Linked DNA regions of Homo sapiens: region 2 is linked to region 1. Evidence: read pairs that join two places in POLR2A ChIA-PET (ENCODE). Cell type or tissue: OCI-LY7. All regions are shown on one strand. Each heading gives the region's core, and the rest is flanking DNA. Links, peaks and the distances in the headings are about the cores only.

The links. Peaks named below come from ENCODE experiments on the same cell type or tissue, not always from the same donor. Only the 100,000 strongest peaks of a DNase experiment are listed, where the experiment ranks them.
Region 2: POLR2A ChIA-PET joins it to region 1 with 5 read pairs; 5 of 35 experiments call an interaction of 5 or more read pairs at or near these places.

The regions. Positions count from the first base shown.
Region 1 is chr17:76,249,091-76,257,423 of GRCh38, reverse strand. It overlaps LOC105371896 (a long non-coding RNA gene), which reads left to right. Exons shown (of 6, transcript XR_007065913.1): 4 at 1,656-1,793; 5 at 3,332-3,512. Among named protein-coding and RNA genes, the nearest start is that of UBALD2, 12 kb to the left of the region's middle. RefSeq lists an enhancer at 5,245-5,314. In OCI-LY7, for the core only: no CTCF peak of the experiment used is centred there; a DNase peak (open chromatin) is centred at 5,013.
Region 2 is chr17:76,429,686-76,438,018 of GRCh38, reverse strand. The region is part of intron 1 of UBE2O (ubiquitin conjugating enzyme E2 O); the gene reads left to right. It also overlaps the pseudogene RPL7P49. Among named protein-coding and RNA genes, the nearest start is that of UBE2O, 19 kb to the left of the region's middle. RefSeq lists enhancers at 791-1,292, 3,658-4,158. In OCI-LY7, for the core only: CTCF peaks have their summits at 4,933 and 5,140; DNase peaks (open chromatin) are centred at 4,099, 5,128 and 5,868; H3K4me3 peaks cover 3,348 bases; H3K27ac peaks cover 4,740 bases.

The DNA.
Region 1 (8,333 bases), core at 235-8,234:
TTTATGTCTAGCTCAGGGATTCTAAATACACCAATCGGCACTCTGTATCTAGCTCAAGGTTTGTAAACACACCAATCAGCACCCTGTGTCTAGCTCAGGGTTTGTGAATGCACCAATCGACACTCTGTATCTAGCTACTCTGGTGGGGCCTTGGAGAACCTTTATGTCTAGCTCAGGGATTCTAAATACACCAATCGGCACTCTGTATCTAGCTCAAGGTTTGTAAACACACCAATCAGCACCCTGTGTCTAGCTCAGGGTTTGTGAATGCACCAATCGGCACTCTGTATCTAGCTACTCTGGTGGGGCCTTAGAGAACCTTTGTGTAGACGCTCTGTATCTAGCTAATCTGGTGGGGACGTGGAGAACCTTTGTGTGTAGCTCAGGGATTGTAAACGCACCAATCAGTGCCCTGTCAAAACAGACCACTGGGCTCTACCAATCAACAGGATGTGGGTGGGGCCAGATAAGAGAATAAAAGCAGGCTGCCGGAGCTAGCAGTGGCAACCTGGTCTGATCCTCTTCTACACTGTGGAAGCTTTGTTCTTTGCAATAAATCTTGCTAGTGCTATGCACCACCTTAAGGGCTGTAACACTCACAGCAAAGTTCTGCAGTTTCACTCCTGAGCCAGCGAGACCACGAACCCACCAGAAGGGAGAAACTCTGAACACATCTGAACGTCAGAAGGAACAAACTCCAGACGCGCCACGTTAAGAGCTGTAACGTTGGCGGCTTCATTCTTTTAAGTCAGTGAGACCAAGAACCCACCAATTCCGGACACACTATGGTTAGGAGTTTGAGACCAGCGTGGCTAACATGGTGAAACCCTGTATCTACTTAAAATTAGCCAGGCGTGGGGGCGGGCACCTGTAATCTCAGATACTTGGGAGGCTGAGGCACGAGAATTGCTTGAGCCTGCGAGACGGAGATTGCAGTGAGCCGAGATAGCGCCATTGCACTCTAGCCTGGACTACAGAGCATGACTCAGTCTCAAAAAAAAAAAAAAAATTTCTATAGCTGTGTTCCAATAAAAAAAATTTTTTTTGAGACAGGGTCTCAATCACCCAGGCTGGAGTCCAGTGGCTCCTTCTTACCTCACTGCAGCCTGGACCTCCCAGGCTCAAGCCATCCTCCTGCCTCAGCTTCCTGAGTACCTGGGACCACAGGGGAGCACCAGCATGCCTGGCTAATTTTCAGCAAAACTTTATTTACAAAAACTGGCAGCAGCTTCACGGCTACAGTTTGTCAACTCACAGCTGGGAGAGAGGAGGGAAGATTCCCCATATGGGTCATGATATTACTGCCCCAAGGGGAGATTTTCTTGAGTCACTGCAGCCGCCTTTGTATGGGTGAGAAGGAAAACTGTCTGTTACCTCGGTATGGCTGAGCCTTACCTGATGAATCTGAGGCATCTCTGGGCCAACCTGACAGCATGTGCCGCTTTTCATGGATGAAGGATGTATGCCCCCCACCCCGTCTCCTTCACTGCCCAGAGCACGTTCATTCCAGCCATTGCCTGTCCAAACTTAGCACCCCCACAGGCTCCCAACAGATGCCCTGAATGTGTGTGGCTATGAACTTGCTTTGGTTTGCACTGTTCTCTCTTCCAAAAATTCCCTTTCTTCCCCTTCCTGTTTATCCAAATCCTTCCCAGGTTCAATTTTCCCTGCTCTAAGGAGCCTTCTTGGATTATCTCCTTATGACCTGTGGTTGCTCGTTTGGGTCAGAGTCGCTGTCTGAGGTCACAGAAAACGGAAAAAGGGCCAGCCCTTGCTTGGAGGAATCTACCTTGGTAAGAGAACTCCACTGAGCTCACCCACCAGAAGTTAGGGAGAGGGACTGGGTCACATATGCAGTGGAATCAATGTGCCAACCCACAATGCATTGCTCAGGGATACACATGTATAGGATTAAATGACAATGAAAAGCAAGGGACCGATTAATGCAAATTGGAGGATACTGAGTCTCTGGTGAAGAAAGGAGGATATGCATCTGGGAGAGGTCATTCAAGAGTCTTCAAAGGTCTTGGACTTCTTAAATTCTGTGTCGGGGACACAGGTGATTGTTTATTATTCTTTAAATTGTGTATATTCCAGCTTAGCCAACATGGCAAAACCCCGTCTCTACTAAAAATACAAAAATTAGGTGTGGTGGCATGCGCCTGTAATTCCAGCTACTCGGGAGGCTGAGGCATGAGAATTGCTTGAACCTGAGAGGCACGAGGCTGCAGTGAGCCGAGATCTCCACAGCACTCCAACTTGGGTGACAGAGCGAGATCCTGTTTTGTTTTGTTTTTTTCTGAGACGGAGTTTAGCTGTTGTTGCCCATGCTGGAGTGCAATGGTGCAATCTCGGCTCACTACAATCTCCACCTCCCGGGTTCACGTGATTCTCCTGCCTCTGCCTCCCAAGTAGCTGGGATTACAGGCATTAGCCACTGTGCCCAACTAATTTTTGTATTTTTAGTAGGGACAGTGTTTCACCATGTTGATCAGGCTGGTCTCGAACTCCAGACCTCAGGTGGTCCACCTGCCTCAGCCTGCCAAAGTGCTGAGATTACAGGTGTGAGCCACCGTACCTGGCCTCTGTCTTTTTTTTTTTAATTGTGCATGTAAATTATAAACACACTTTGGGTGTATGATTGTTTTTTCTCAAAAAATAAAATGCAGAGCTGGGCACGGTGGCTCACACCCATAGTCCCAGCACTGTGGGAGGCTGAGGCGAGTGGGCGGGTGGATCGCTTGAGCCCAGGAGTTCAAGACCAGCCTGGGCAAAAAAGCAAGAACCCATTTCTACGAAATATAAAAAATTAGCTGAATGTAGTTCACGCTTCTCAAGAGGACCTCAGATATTCTTCCACAGTGTAGAGAAAAATACTCTGTCCGTGGTCAAGGCCTGCCAGCTATTGTGTGTGCCTGCTAGTATGCTGACAGTCAGTCCTACTATGTGTGTGTGTTAATGCACTAATGTCTACCTACTGTGCATTAGGTCAGTCTCCCTACTGTGTGCCTGCTAGTGCACCGTCATTACACCTATTGCATGTAATGCCTTGTGATGGCACATTCCAAAGAGGGAAGGGTCTGACAACCACTGTGAGGCTGCCAGGGAACCCACAAATTCCCCCAAGTCCTGATCCTCCTCTGAAGACGTCGACGTCTCCTAGCTCACCGTTTCCCAGCCACTGGTGAAATCCTCAATACAGCCCCCTTCACAGCCCATGCAGTTTCTCCACTGCTCCCCTTGTATGTGACCCTGGGGCGAACCTCTCCTCCTTTGGAACCTTGATCTCCCAGTTTATCTCCCAAATTAATAATTTTTTTTATTTGAGTAGCTGCAATATACAAGCCATAAGCCATAACGATGTCCTCTCTGGCACTTTGCACCATATGGAACATGCCAGCAGACAATGAGAGGACTGAAGAGCTGAGCATCGGCAATGAAACGCTTAGCCTGGGAGCACAGCACACGCTGCATAACGACCTTTCTGTCAATGATGGGTTGCGTCTGTGAAGGTGGGCCCACTCAATTAGAATGCTGTATTTCTACTGTATCTTTTCTATGTTTATTTATTTATTTTTTATTTTTTTTGAGACGGAGTCTTATTCTGTCCCTCAGGCTAGAGTGCAATGGCCTGATCTCGGCTCACTGCAACCTCCGCCTCCCGGGTTCAAGCGATTCTCCTGCCTCAGCCTCTTGAGTAGCTGGGATTACAGGCACCTGCCACCATGCCTGGCTAATTTTTGTATTTTTAGTAGAGATAGGGTTTCACCATGTTAGCCAGGCTGGTCTCAAATTCCTGACCTCAAGTCATCTGCCCGCCTTGGCCTCCCAAAGTGCTTTTCTATGTTTAGATGGACAAATACTTCACCACTGTGCTACAATTCCCTACAGTATTTAGTATAGTAACATGCTGGATAGGTTTGTAGCCTGGGAGCAATGGCTATGCCACATGGCCTAGGTGTGTGGTAGGCTAGCCCATTTAGGTGTGTGTGAGTACACTCTAGAATGTTCACACGACGACAGAATCGCCTAATGACGCATTTCTCGGAGCGTATACGGGTCTTTAAGCAACACATGACTGCAGTACACCTTTGTTCATGGTTCACTGTCCCGAAGAATCATGTGGCCTCTTCTAACTTGACGCGGGCAGCAAAAGAGAGCCTCTGCATACCCGAAAGTAGAGGACGGGGGTCAGGTGAATGTCAGCTCCTCATTGCCTCCACAGGCAGCCAGGCTGTGAGTCAAAGAGGATGAACCTATTTTCACTTGGTTATCTTTAAATCCCAGAGTCCGGCTGGGCGCGGTGGCTCACGCCTGTAATCTCAGCACTTTGGGAGGCCGAGGTGGGCGGATCATTTGAGGTCAGGAGTTTGAGGTCAGTCTGACCAATATGGTGAAACCCCGTCTCTGTTAAAAATACAAAATCAGCCGGGCATGGTGGTGCATGCCTGTAGTCCCAGCTACTTGGGAGACTGAGGCAGGAGAATCGCTTTAACTTGGGAGGCAGAGATTGCAGTGAGCTGAGATCAGCCCATTGCACTTCCAGCCTGGGCAACAAGAGCGAGACTGTGTCTCAAGGAAAAAAAATTCCCAGAGTCACAGAGGAAATTTAAATGGACTAGGACTCAGCAGAAGGGAAAGAAATGTTAAAAGAAGCCAGAGTTTCTGATGAGATCATGCTTGAGGCTTTAGAAATTGTCAGGAACTCAGGAAGCCCGGGTATAGTGAAAAAAAAAAAAAAGTGAAAGAGAGAGAAAATCAAAAACAGAGAGCAAGAAACAAGTGCTGGGAAGAGAGGAGTTTGTTTACCATAAAGCCCCTGATTTGTTTGCCAGGATAGGTCCCCTTCTCCTTCAGAAACACAGCACCTCCAGAGTGAATGATGAATGAATGCCATTTCTGACCCCAACAGCCCAAGCCACACAAATCATTCTTTGGGCCAGGCATGAGGTGCTGTTAATAAAACACAGAGCCAGTGTTCTGCCTAAAGAGGAAGGAAGTATTTACTGAACACTAGAGCACTGGGTTGTACACAACCGAATTGGGAAACCACTAGAATATGCCTCATCACGAACAACATCCGTGCCACACGCTCCCGTGCCCAACACGCCCTGGGGCCTGGGAACAGTCAGAGAAAATCTTGTGTCCTGCCTTTGGGAGCTTCCAGATCAGAGCTGACCCACTGACCACACTGTGTACAGAGTCCAGTCATCAGAAGGGATTGAGCAAGGAAACAGGGTGTCCATCCAGCCCTGAAGGCAGGCAGCTGCCTACGCACTTCATGGCAGTGTTTGCAGGAGGACAGGTTACTCATCTGCTGGAGCTCTTAGAGGGAAGCTTAAGGCCAAAGAGGACTTCCATAGACAAGAGCTTCCCCGGGCCTGTTGAGGAAATAGTCCCGATACAGGAAGGAGATTGATAATACAGAGGGAAGTGAGGAGGAAAAGGAAGAAAGATTAAACCTAGAGAGAGGCACAGTGAAGGTGGAGGTGGTGGTGTGACAATGATGGAGACGTCCCCATGCATTGCCCTTTGTCACTGGCACCACCCTGGGAGAATCACTCCGCTAGCTTGGTGGGCAGTAGGGCTGGCACCCAGGCAGGCTTTCCCCACAGAGGCTGGTGAGATGATGATCCATGGGTAAAATGTAGGACTTTGAACCTGGAAGAACCTGGGGCCAGTTCCTGCTCCCTGTGCCTACTTGAGTTCCAGTTTCCTCATCTGGGAAGTGGGAACAATAATACTTATCTCTTAGGGTTGTTTTGAAGATTAAATGAGGCTCAGGTGGGAGGATCGCTTGAGCCCAGGAGGTTGAGACTGCAGTGAACTGTGATCACACCACTGCACTCCAGCTCGGGTGACAACGCATTCCAAAGTGCTTGGACAGAGTCATTGCTCAAAAATGACTATTCTTGGCTGGGCTCGGTGGTTCACGCCTATAATCCCAGCACTTTGGGAGGCCAAGGCAGGTGGATCACCTGAGGTCAGGAGTTCAAGACCAGCCTTACCAGCATGGTGAAACCCTATCTCTACTAAAAATACAAAAATTAGCTGGGCATGGTGGCATTCACCTGTAATCCCAGCTATTCGGGAGGCTGAGGCAGGAGAATCACTTGAACCTGGGAGGCAGAGGTTGCAGTGAGTCAAGATTGCGCCATTGCACATCAGCCTGGGCTACAGAGGGAGACTCCGTCTCAAAACAACAACAACAACAACAACTAAATAGTCATTCATTTAGTGAGCACTTTCTATATGGGAAGCAATGTACCCAGCCCTTCTGGGGGATTAGAAGAAACCTAAGACCAGGGGTATGCTGGTAAACTGGCTCTGGAGAATGGGAGGAAGCTGTGATTTGCAGCATTTGATGGTTTCTGTGTTGTAAATACTCCCATTACGCTACCAACAATTTAACAACTGGCTGGCAAAATTCCTGAACTATGAGCCCTGGAGAGCTGGCCCCAACTCAGTGAACTTGAACATTCTTTCTAGTTAGCAAATGGCACTTAAGTGAGAAGTTAACAATGGCAGAAGGCCGTGCACGGTGGCTCACGCCTATAATTCCAGCACTTTGGGAGGCTGAGGCGGGAGGATCACCTGAGCCCAGGAGTTCGAGACCAACCTGGGCAACATAGTGAGACCCTATCTCTTAAAAAAAATAGCCGGGTGTGGTGGCGCACTTTAGTCCCAGCTCCTCAGGAGGCTGAGGTGGGAGGATCGCCTGAGCACAGGAGGTCGAGGCTGCTGTGGGCCACGTTCATGCCACTGTATTCCAGCCTGGTGACCGTATCTCAAAACAAAAAGCAAACCCCCCAAAACAATGGCAGACAAACTCTGACCCACAAATACACACATCCGCAAATACACACACCACACACGTCCACAGATGGCTAATCCAGACAGCAGGGGCAAGAGGGCCGATTAGGGGCCTTGCTTTCTTCTAGTGCAGTGACTTGTTGGCAGTACTTTGTTAAGAAGGAGCAGGGCTGGGCTATCTTTTTCTCTGGCCCTTTAGCAGCCACCACACGTGATAAGGGAGACATGTTTCTGGCATTTTGAGTTTCAATGAACACAGAAAAGTGATGTCTCAGGAAATCGAAACCCCTGGGCTCTGCCTTCACCTGGTATGGGAAGTGCGTGGACCTCGGTTTCATCTTGGGCAGACTCTCAAATACATATCCTGACTTGGAAATCCAGAAACTCTGACTTTAAAATTATTATTATTATTATTATTTGAGACGGAGTCTCTCACTGTCACCCAGGCTGGAGTGCAGTGGCTCAATCTCGGCTCACTGCAAGCTCTGCCTCCTGGGTTCACACCATTCTCCTGCCTCAGCCTCCCAAGTAGCTGGGACTACAGGTGCCCGCCACCACACCTGGCTAATTTTTTTTTGTATTTTTAGTAGAGATGGGGTTTCACCATGTTGGCCAGGATGGTCTCGATCTCCTGACCTCGTGATCTGCTTGCCTCGGCCTCCCAAAGTGCTGGGATTACAGGCGTGAGCCACCACGCCTAGCCTTAAAAATTATTTTTTTGGAAGCTAATCTCTTTGTTAAAGAAGGGATTTTTTTTGCTTTGTTTTTGCTTTTGAGATGGAGTCTCGCTCTGTCACCCAGGCTGGAGTGCAGTGGTGCGATCTCGGGTCACTGCAACCTCTGCCTCCCGGGTTCATGCAATTCTCCTGCCTCAGCCTCTCAAGTAGCTGGGATTACAGGCACCCACCACCACATGCAGCTAATTTTTGTATTTTTAGTAGAGAAGCGGTTTCACCATGTTGGCCAGGCTGGTCTTGAACTCCTGGCCTCAAGTGATCCGCCTGCCTCTGCCTCCCAAAGTGCTGGGATTACAGGCATGAGCCATCATGCCCAGCCAGCTTTTTTTTTTTTTTAATTAAAAAAGTTAGCATTCATTGAGCACCCGCTGTATGTCAGGAACTGTGTGAGGGCTGCACATGCTTTGGCTAACTTAATGTTCAAAGAGCTCTTAGATGTTCTCATGGATGAAGCATAAATGAACTCAGAGAAGTCAAAGAACTTTCCCAGATACACAGCCAATAATGGAAGACCTGGATTTTGAACTTTGCTCTGTTTGACTCTAGAGCTTTATGAAGTTGATCCTTCAAGTCCCTGAGTTCCATATCCATGGATCCAATCAACCATGGATCAAAAACATTAGAAAAGAGGCTGAGCGCAGTGGCTCATATCTGTAATCCCAGCACTCTGGGAGGCCAAGGTGGGCAGATCACCTGAGGTCAGGAGTTTGAGACCAGTCTGGCCAACATGGTGAAACCCCATCTCTACCAAAAATACAAAAACTAGCCAGGCGTGATGGCGCA
Region 2 (8,333 bases), core at 87-8,086, 180 kb before region 1:
TGGGGAGGGAGATTCCGTTTTGAACACATTGCAAATTAGATGCCTGGAGGCATCCAGGCAACGAGAGACACCTCCCTTCGAAGCGTGTATTTAGCCTGTCCCCCATCTTCCTTTAATTCTTATTGCTGTCCTATTTCATAACCTCATAATTGCAGTTTCTAAACAAACATTTTTTAGATTTATAGAACAGTTTCAAAGATCATACAGAAAGTCCTCGTATCCCCTTCACCCAGTTTTCCCTAATGTTCACATCTTACATATCATGATATATATTTGTCGAAAGTAAAAAAATTGACATTGAGCCAGGCACAGTGGCACGTGCCTGTAATCCAAGCTACTCAGGAGGTTGAGGCCAGAGGGAGGATCGCTTGGGTCCAGGAGTTCAAGGCCAGCCTGGGCATTGTGGTGAGACTGCATCTCGCAAAAAAGATATTAACATCAGCCACATACTGTTATCTAAACCATACACTTTTATTTGGATTAGTTTTCTTTTCCAGGATCCAATCCAGGATACTACATTGCATTTAACATAATTGCCTTTTTTTTTCTTTTTCTTTTTTTTTTTTTTTGAGATGGAATCTCGCTCTGTCGCCCAGGCTGGAGTGCAGTGGCATGATCTTGGCTCACTGCAAGCTCCGCCTCCCAGGTTCATGCCATTCTCCTGCCTCAGGCTCCTGAGTAGCTGGGACTACAGGTGCCCGCCACCACGCCCGGCTAATTTTGTGTATTTTTAGTAGAGACGGGGTTTCACCGTGTTAGCCAGGATGGTCTCGATCTCCTGACCTCGTGATCCGCCTGCCTTGGCCTCCCAAAGTGCTGGGATTACCGGAGTGAGCCACTGTGCCCTGCCACCTTTTTTTTTTTTTTTTAAAGATGGAGTCTCACTTTGTTGCCCAGGCTGGAGTACAGTGGTGGGATCTCAGCTCACTGCAACCTCTACCTCCTAGGTTCAGGCGATTCTCCTGCCTCAGCCTCCTGAGCAGCTAGGATTATGGGTGCCCACCACCATGCCAGCTAATTGTTTTGTTGTTGTTGTTTGTTTTGCATTTTTAGTAGAAATGGTTTCAACATGTTGGCCAGGCTGGTCTGGAACTGCTGACCTCAAGTGATCTGCCCACCTTGACCTCTCAAAGGCATGAGCCACTGCACCCAGCCTAGCATAATTGCCTTTTAAATGTTGAAATAAATGCTCCTCGTTGATCTTTCACTAATCCCCATTTTATACTCTGTCCTAAGAGGCGTTACCTTTTTTGAATTTTGTTCAGAAGGAGGGTGCTAGCCAGTGGCTTTTGATGTCAGGGCAAGGGGTCAAGTAGGATGCTTTGTAAAGAGAGGCAGTTTGGGAGTTGTGAGGAACCTTGGATAGCACTTTTGAGTAGAGAGGTGGTGGCTGGACACCAGAGCAGCAGCAGGCGAGGGACAGCGTGCAGGGCAGGGGCCTGGAGGCATCGTCTAGGCTCTCGGGGATTCAGGGTCCAGCAAGGAGGGAAAGTCCCAGGTGTAATAGTCTGTTCTTCAGTCTCTGACAATCCAGCACCGAAGAAAAATTGCTGGAGTCATCCTCTTATTTGCCTTAGATTTATAGCTTTATTCCTGATTGGTCTATTAAGTTATTTATATACTTAATACAAAAGTGCAAGGACATAGGAAAGGTGGGTAAAAAAAAAGTCACCCATAATTCTACCACTCGGGGATAACTTCTCTTTATTATTTCAGTGGATGGCTGTTCTAGTCTTTTATTTGTTAATTAATTAATAAATTAATTAATTTTTGAGATGGAGTTTGCTCTTGTTGCCCAGGCTGGAGTGCAATGGTGCTATCTCGGCTCACTGTAACCTCCGCCTCCCGGGTTCAAGCAATTCTCCTGCCTCAGCCTCCTGAGTAGCTGGGATTACAGGTGCACACCACCATGCCTGGCTAATGTTTTGTATTTTAGTAGAGACAGGCTTTCGCCATGTTGCCCAGGCTAGTCTCATACTCCTGAGCTCAGGTGATCCGCCCGTCTCAGCCTCCCAAAGTGCTAGGATTACAGGCGTGAGCCACCGCACGGGGCCTAACGATGATGAGAATTTGATGTGACATCTGCAGGATCCCCAGCTAGTCAGCAGCATCTAGAGGGCTAGAACTCTGGCCAGCTGACTGGGCCTTTTGCTAACTGTTTTCTGTCCCCTCTGTGCCGGGGTGTCACTGAGCTTTGCGGGACAGGCTGGTCTGTCGTGCCTTCAGCTCAGGGAATGTGGCTCCCGAGCATAGGGCTGGACTGAGAGGCGTTAGGTGAGCCAGAGAAGGCCTCAGACACAGGGCTTAGAGAGGGCATGTAGACCTGTGATTGCTTAGTGTCCATGACTAGAAAAGACAGAATCTTGTAGTTACTGGGGATTGCACGAGATCACCTTCGAGAGGGCTCAGCACAGCACCTGACCAGTGGTCACTGCTGCTGGGGGATAATTTAGCTCTGCGTCTGTTTCCCTGTGTTTCCAAGCCCATGCAGTAAACGGGGGGAATATTGCGAATTAGCTTGTCTGCCTCGTAAGGCCAACCTGAAAACTAAATCTTAATCTTTGTGTGTGTGTGTGTGTGTGTGTGTGTGTGTGTGTGTGTATGTGTGTGTGTGTGTATCTGTATATTTAAACAGATAATATATGCAAATATCACAACATTCAAAAGGTTTAAACAAATATGTAGTGAAATGTTTGTCTCCCTCCTACCATTTTCACTCTCCAGGGATAGCCACTGTGACCAAACTCTATGTGTGTGAGTATACCTTTTTTATATTTTAGCTTTTTACATAAATAGTAGCTTTCTGTACAACTGCTCTGTATTTGGCAGGTCAGAGCTTTGGATTCAGACAAACCTGGATCTGGATCCTGACCTTCCCGTTTGCTTCGTGGTGACTCACAGCTGGCTTGGTGCATCTCATCCCTTAGTGCCTTGCCAGGTGCGTCACCTCCCCTTTCCTCTCCTCATTGTTGTCCTTTGTGCCAGGCTGTTGGGCTAAATCCAGCCTAGTGTGCCACTGCAGGGAGAGCCCAGCTCTGCCATTTTGGGGATAGTGTAGGAATCCATGATCCCTGGATGGGCGCGCCCGAGCCCCTCTATTGGGGCAGGGTTTTCTCAGTAGCCAGAGGTACCACCGATGGAGGTGGAAGGACTATAACAGAGGTATTTGACCCAGAAGACCTTTGTGAGGGCAGAGACAAAGTTGTTTTTTTGTTTGTTTTTTTAAAAAAAAAAAAAAAAAAAAGCTTAAGTGAAAAAGCATTTCCAGAACATCGCAGGTGCCTTTCGACTTCACTCCTGACCTTTGCCATGTCGGAATTGCTTAGTTTGTGTTAGCAGTGTGGGACCACTCTGAGCTCCTTGCAGAAGCCAAGGCAAGACTCTTAAAAGGACTCTCCACAACCCAAAAGCAAACCACGGCCATATAAGGTGGGTTCTGTTGCCTTTCCCCAGGACGAGGAGTCACCCTAATTCATGCTTGGAATCCTTTTTTCTTCATGTGATTCCTGTGAGACATATCTCAGGTAACACAGTTCATGGCAGGACTATTGGCGTGTCCTTTACAGTTTCCAGGAAGACAAATGTGCCCTGTGATTTCCAGGGTAGGACTGTGTTTCCTACGCGTTGGGGTTTCCTTCCTCTCCGTTTCTCCCATAGACCCTTGCCCCTCTCACTTTCCTTTTCTGTGCTGGGAACATCAGAATAAGAAGGAGTTTTCAGCCACCGTGTGCTTATTGCAGGTGGGGTCTTCATCTGAACCTCTGAGATAGGACTGTGTGCTGGGTTTCCATGTATGTCTAGGTCTATAGTGGTAAGACTGGAAGGGATCCTCGGGGTCATTTCGCTGGAGCCCCTTATTTTATAGTCAGGCCCAGAGAGGCTTACGTGGTTAAGTAAGATGGATGGAAGCCACAGACAAAGAAAACAGACTTCTTTCTTAGGAAATAAAAGTCTATAGGAGGACACTCATCTAATTTCTAAGAGTAGAAGATGTTAGGAGGGCTCGTTTTTGTCTTCTGGTGAGTATAGTTTGAGACAAGTTCTGGTATTTGACTTGAAAAATAGAATTGATAGCACAGGATTTACAGGAAACACTGTAGCTGGGCCTGTAGGCGCGCACCGCCACGCCTGGCTAATTTTCATTTCTTTTTAAGTTTTTTGTAGAGTCACCATCTCACTATGTTGCCCAGGCTGGTCTCAAACTCCTTTCCTCAAGCGATCCTCCTACCTTGGCCTCCCAAAGTGCTGGCATTACAGGCCACCGCACTGGCCGAAACCCCATCTCTCTCTCTCTTTTTTTTTTTTCTGAGATGGAGTCTCGCTCTGTCACCCAGGCTGGAATGCAGTGGCGCAATACTCACTCCACCTCCTGGGTTCAAGCGATCGAGACCCCATCTCTTAAAAAAAAAAAGGTTTATTGAGACAATTCACATACCATAAAATTCACCCTTTTAAAGTGTGCAGTTCAAGTGGTTTTTAGTATACTCAAACGGTTGTACGGTCATCACCGCTATCTAATTTTAGAACATTTTCATCACCCTAAAAAGAAACCTCATACCCATTAGGAGTCATACCATATTTCCCTGCACCCCTCCCAACTCCTGGAAGCCATGTTCTGTCTCTGTGGGTTTGCCTATTTTGGACATTTCATATAAATGGAAGCATACTAGATGTGGCCTTCGTGACTGATTTATTTAACGTGATGTTTTCAAGGTTCATCCATGTTGTAGCATGTATCAGTACTTCATTTGTTTTTATTGTTGAATAATATTCTATCATATGGATAGATCACATTTTGTGTATCCATTCATTAGTTGATGGACATTTGTTGTTGTGTCATTTTCACCTTTTGGCTATTCTGAATAATGCTGCTATAAGCATTCAAGTCCACGTTTTTGTGTGAATGTATATTTTCAATTCTCTTGGATATTATACCCAGGAGAGGAGTTGTTGGGTCGTATGGTAGGTAAATCTATGTTTAGCATTTTGAGCAACTGCCAAACTGCTTTCTGAAGCAACTGCACCATTTTACATACCCACCAGCAATGTTGGTGGGTTCCAGTTTCTCCACATGCTCACCAATGCTTGTGACTGTCACTTTGTTTATAGCCATCCTAGTGGGCATGCATGGGTATTGCATTGTGATTTGGCATGCATTCCTAGTGATGAGTGATGCTGAGCATCTTTTCATGTGCTTATTGGCCATGTGTATATCTTCTTTAGATAAATGTTTATTCAAATAAGTCCTGTGCTTATTTTTGAACTGAGTTTTCTGTTGGTCTGCTTATTACACCCTGCATTTGGATCTTCCCTCTCTCCCATGGAGTCTCGCAGGTGGGCTACCTCTTGTGGCAGGTGCCTGTCAGTGTCATTGGGATCTGTGCTAGCCATTTTGCATTATGTTGGGATTTAACCCCCTTTCCTATTTCAGTATGCTTAAGACCCTTAGAAACTGAAAGGGCTTTAAGTCCTAAGTCTTTCCAGGAACACAGATGTAATTGTTTTAAATCTGGGGCTCCACAAGCATCCTAGGATGAGAAAGGGGTTGCTAAATAGGTTTTCTTGGACAGTGGGCAAGCTTTCAAATATTTACCAGTCACATGTACCGTGGCATGCTGGGTATAAGTCTTTCTAAGGCGGAGACCATACAATCTATTTCTTTTGAGTCTCTCTCATAGTACAATTATAGTACTTCTTACACAGTGGGATGATGAAATATTTGTGGATTGACAGGAACATACTTTGATAACTGAGTCCTTTCCGTAGCAGTTTGACGGGTCTAAGACATGGTTGTGCCGAAATGTGCATGAGAGTGTCGGGTGTGTGTGCCTGGCGATAGGGGGCCTTGAGTTTCCAAAGGCTCTTGGCTGCTGCTGCCTCACAGATTCTCCATGCTGTGTGGCTGTCTGCTGAGGGGCACATGTGCTGCTATTTATGTTTGGTGACTTTCTCAGTGATTGTTTTTAGTTTAGCCTTTTAAGAATCTAATCTAATTTTGTGAGTGTGTAAAGTGTGGATTTATCCATGCCTGCTGCGTGACACTGACAGGGAGTGTCTTCCACCCTAAGCCTGGATCAGTTCTGACTGTCATGGTTAGATCACAGCAATCCATGGGACTTAAACTTTCTTTAACATTTGAAACAAAAAGCCATTTGTAGGAGCGGATGTGTGGCCCTTTCAGGTGTCTGGGGGAGTTTCTAATGGAGCTGTTCTTTTTAAAATTTTTTATTCTTAATTTTACTTTTTCATAGAGATGGAGTCTTGGCCCAGGCTGGTCCCAAACTCCTGGTTTCAAGCAGTCCCCCCCGCTGGGCTTCCCAGCTCCTGGGATTACAGGTGTGAGCCACAGTGTCTGGCCCTAATAGTCTTTCTTTTCCCTACCCACTATTTCACATCTCAGAATAGCAACATGAGGAGAGTCCATCAAAATGAATTGGTGAGTAGGTGAATGTCTGAACTAAGGATGGCTAATTTTTGAATTTGTGATTTCCTGGGTTTTGTTGACTTTTTTTTTGAGACAGAGCACCCTGTCGCCCAGGCTGGAGTGCGATCTCGGCTCACTGCAACCTGTGCCTCCCGGATTCAAGCAATTCTCCTGCCTCAGCCTCCCAAGTAGCTGGGATTACAGGCGTGCACCAGCACGCCCAGCTAATTTTTTTTTGTATCTTTAGTAGAGGCGGGATTTCACCATGTTGGCCAGGCTGCTCTTGAGCTCCTGACTGCAAGTGATCTACCCACCTCAGCCTCCCAAAGTGCTGGGATTACAGGCATGAGCCACCGTGGCCGGCTTTTGTTGACTTATTACTTCTCCTTCATCTTCAGATCTAGTTGTATATAAGTACTTTGCAAAACAAAGATTAAAAACCTCCGGTTGCCTCTTTTTTGGCTGGAACCATGGAGGGTGTCGAAGAGAAGCAGCAGCTTCCTGTTGTGCCAGAAACCCTTGGGAAAAAGCAAAGGAATTTCACAGAACTAAAGATCAAGCACCTGAATAAGAAGTTTGCCCAAAAGATGCTTCAAAAGGCAGGGAGGAAACTTATGCACGAAGAAGTGAAGCACTACCACAAGGAATCTAGGCAGATGTACAGAACTGAAATTTGAAAGGCTAGGATGGCAAGAAAAGCTGGCAACTTTTTTGTGCCTGCAGAACCCGAATTGGCATTTGTCATCAGGGTCAGAGGTATCAGTGGTGTGAGCCCAAAGGGCCAAAAGATGTTGCAGCTTCTTTGCCTTTGTCAGATCTTTAATGGAACCTTTGTGAAGTTCAGCAGACCTTCAGTTAACATGCTGAGGATTGTGAAACCATGTATTACAAGGGGAACCCAAATCTGAAATCAGTAAATAAACTCATCTACAAGCATGGCCGTGGCAAAATCAATAAGAAGCGAATTGCTTTGACAGATAACACTTTGATTGATCAGTCTCATGGTCAATATGGCATCATCTGCATCGAGGATCTGATTCATGAGCTCTATACTGTGGCCCTTCAAGTTATCCTCTCCACAAAGTGGAATGAAGAAAAAGACCACCCATTTTGTAGAAAATGGAGCTGCTGCCAACAGGGAGGGCCAGATCCACAGGCTTCTTAGAAGAATGAACTGCGGTGTCTACCGTGATTATTTTTCTAATCTGGTCAGTTAATAAATAGTACCTGCTCTCAAATTGAAAAAAAAAATCTTCGGTTAGCATACTTTAGGTAAACATGGTAGATTGAACATATTCATTTAAATCTACTTCCCCTAGAAACTCTGCTAAAATAACAGCAAAATAATTGTTTTTAGATGTATAAACCCACAAGGACACAGAATGGGAGAGAAAACAATAACAAAAGATCTCCAATTTCTAGAAGGTGGAAGGCAAACAGAAGACTGAGCAGAGCAGAGGCTGAAATGTTGGTACCTGCGGAAAAACACCAAGGAAAAGCACTTTAGAAAGCATCAGGAATTGGAGGCAATTGGTGGCACTCAAGGTGGGAATAAGGTTTGGGCCTAAAAGCAGAGGGATTATGATTAGTTGACAGTCTGTATAGGGAGGGATGAAACTTCCCAAGTCATCTCTTTGAATTCTGCAAACCAGAAAATACTCAATCCCCTTTGCTGGCGAGTGAGAGAGCAGAGGCTTATGCACCAGATTGAGGTACCTTGGGCAGAGCAAGGGGCAGGGTAACGCTGGACTGAAAGAGGGATTCATGAACGTCTGCACACTAAAAGAGCAAATCCCAGCCATGCCCCTGCCTGCTCCTGGAGTGCTGAGGCCAGGCATGAGGCATGGCATTGGATTCCAGTCTGGAAAAAATGAGCATGTCAGCAACAAGACCTGCCATTGCCAGTATG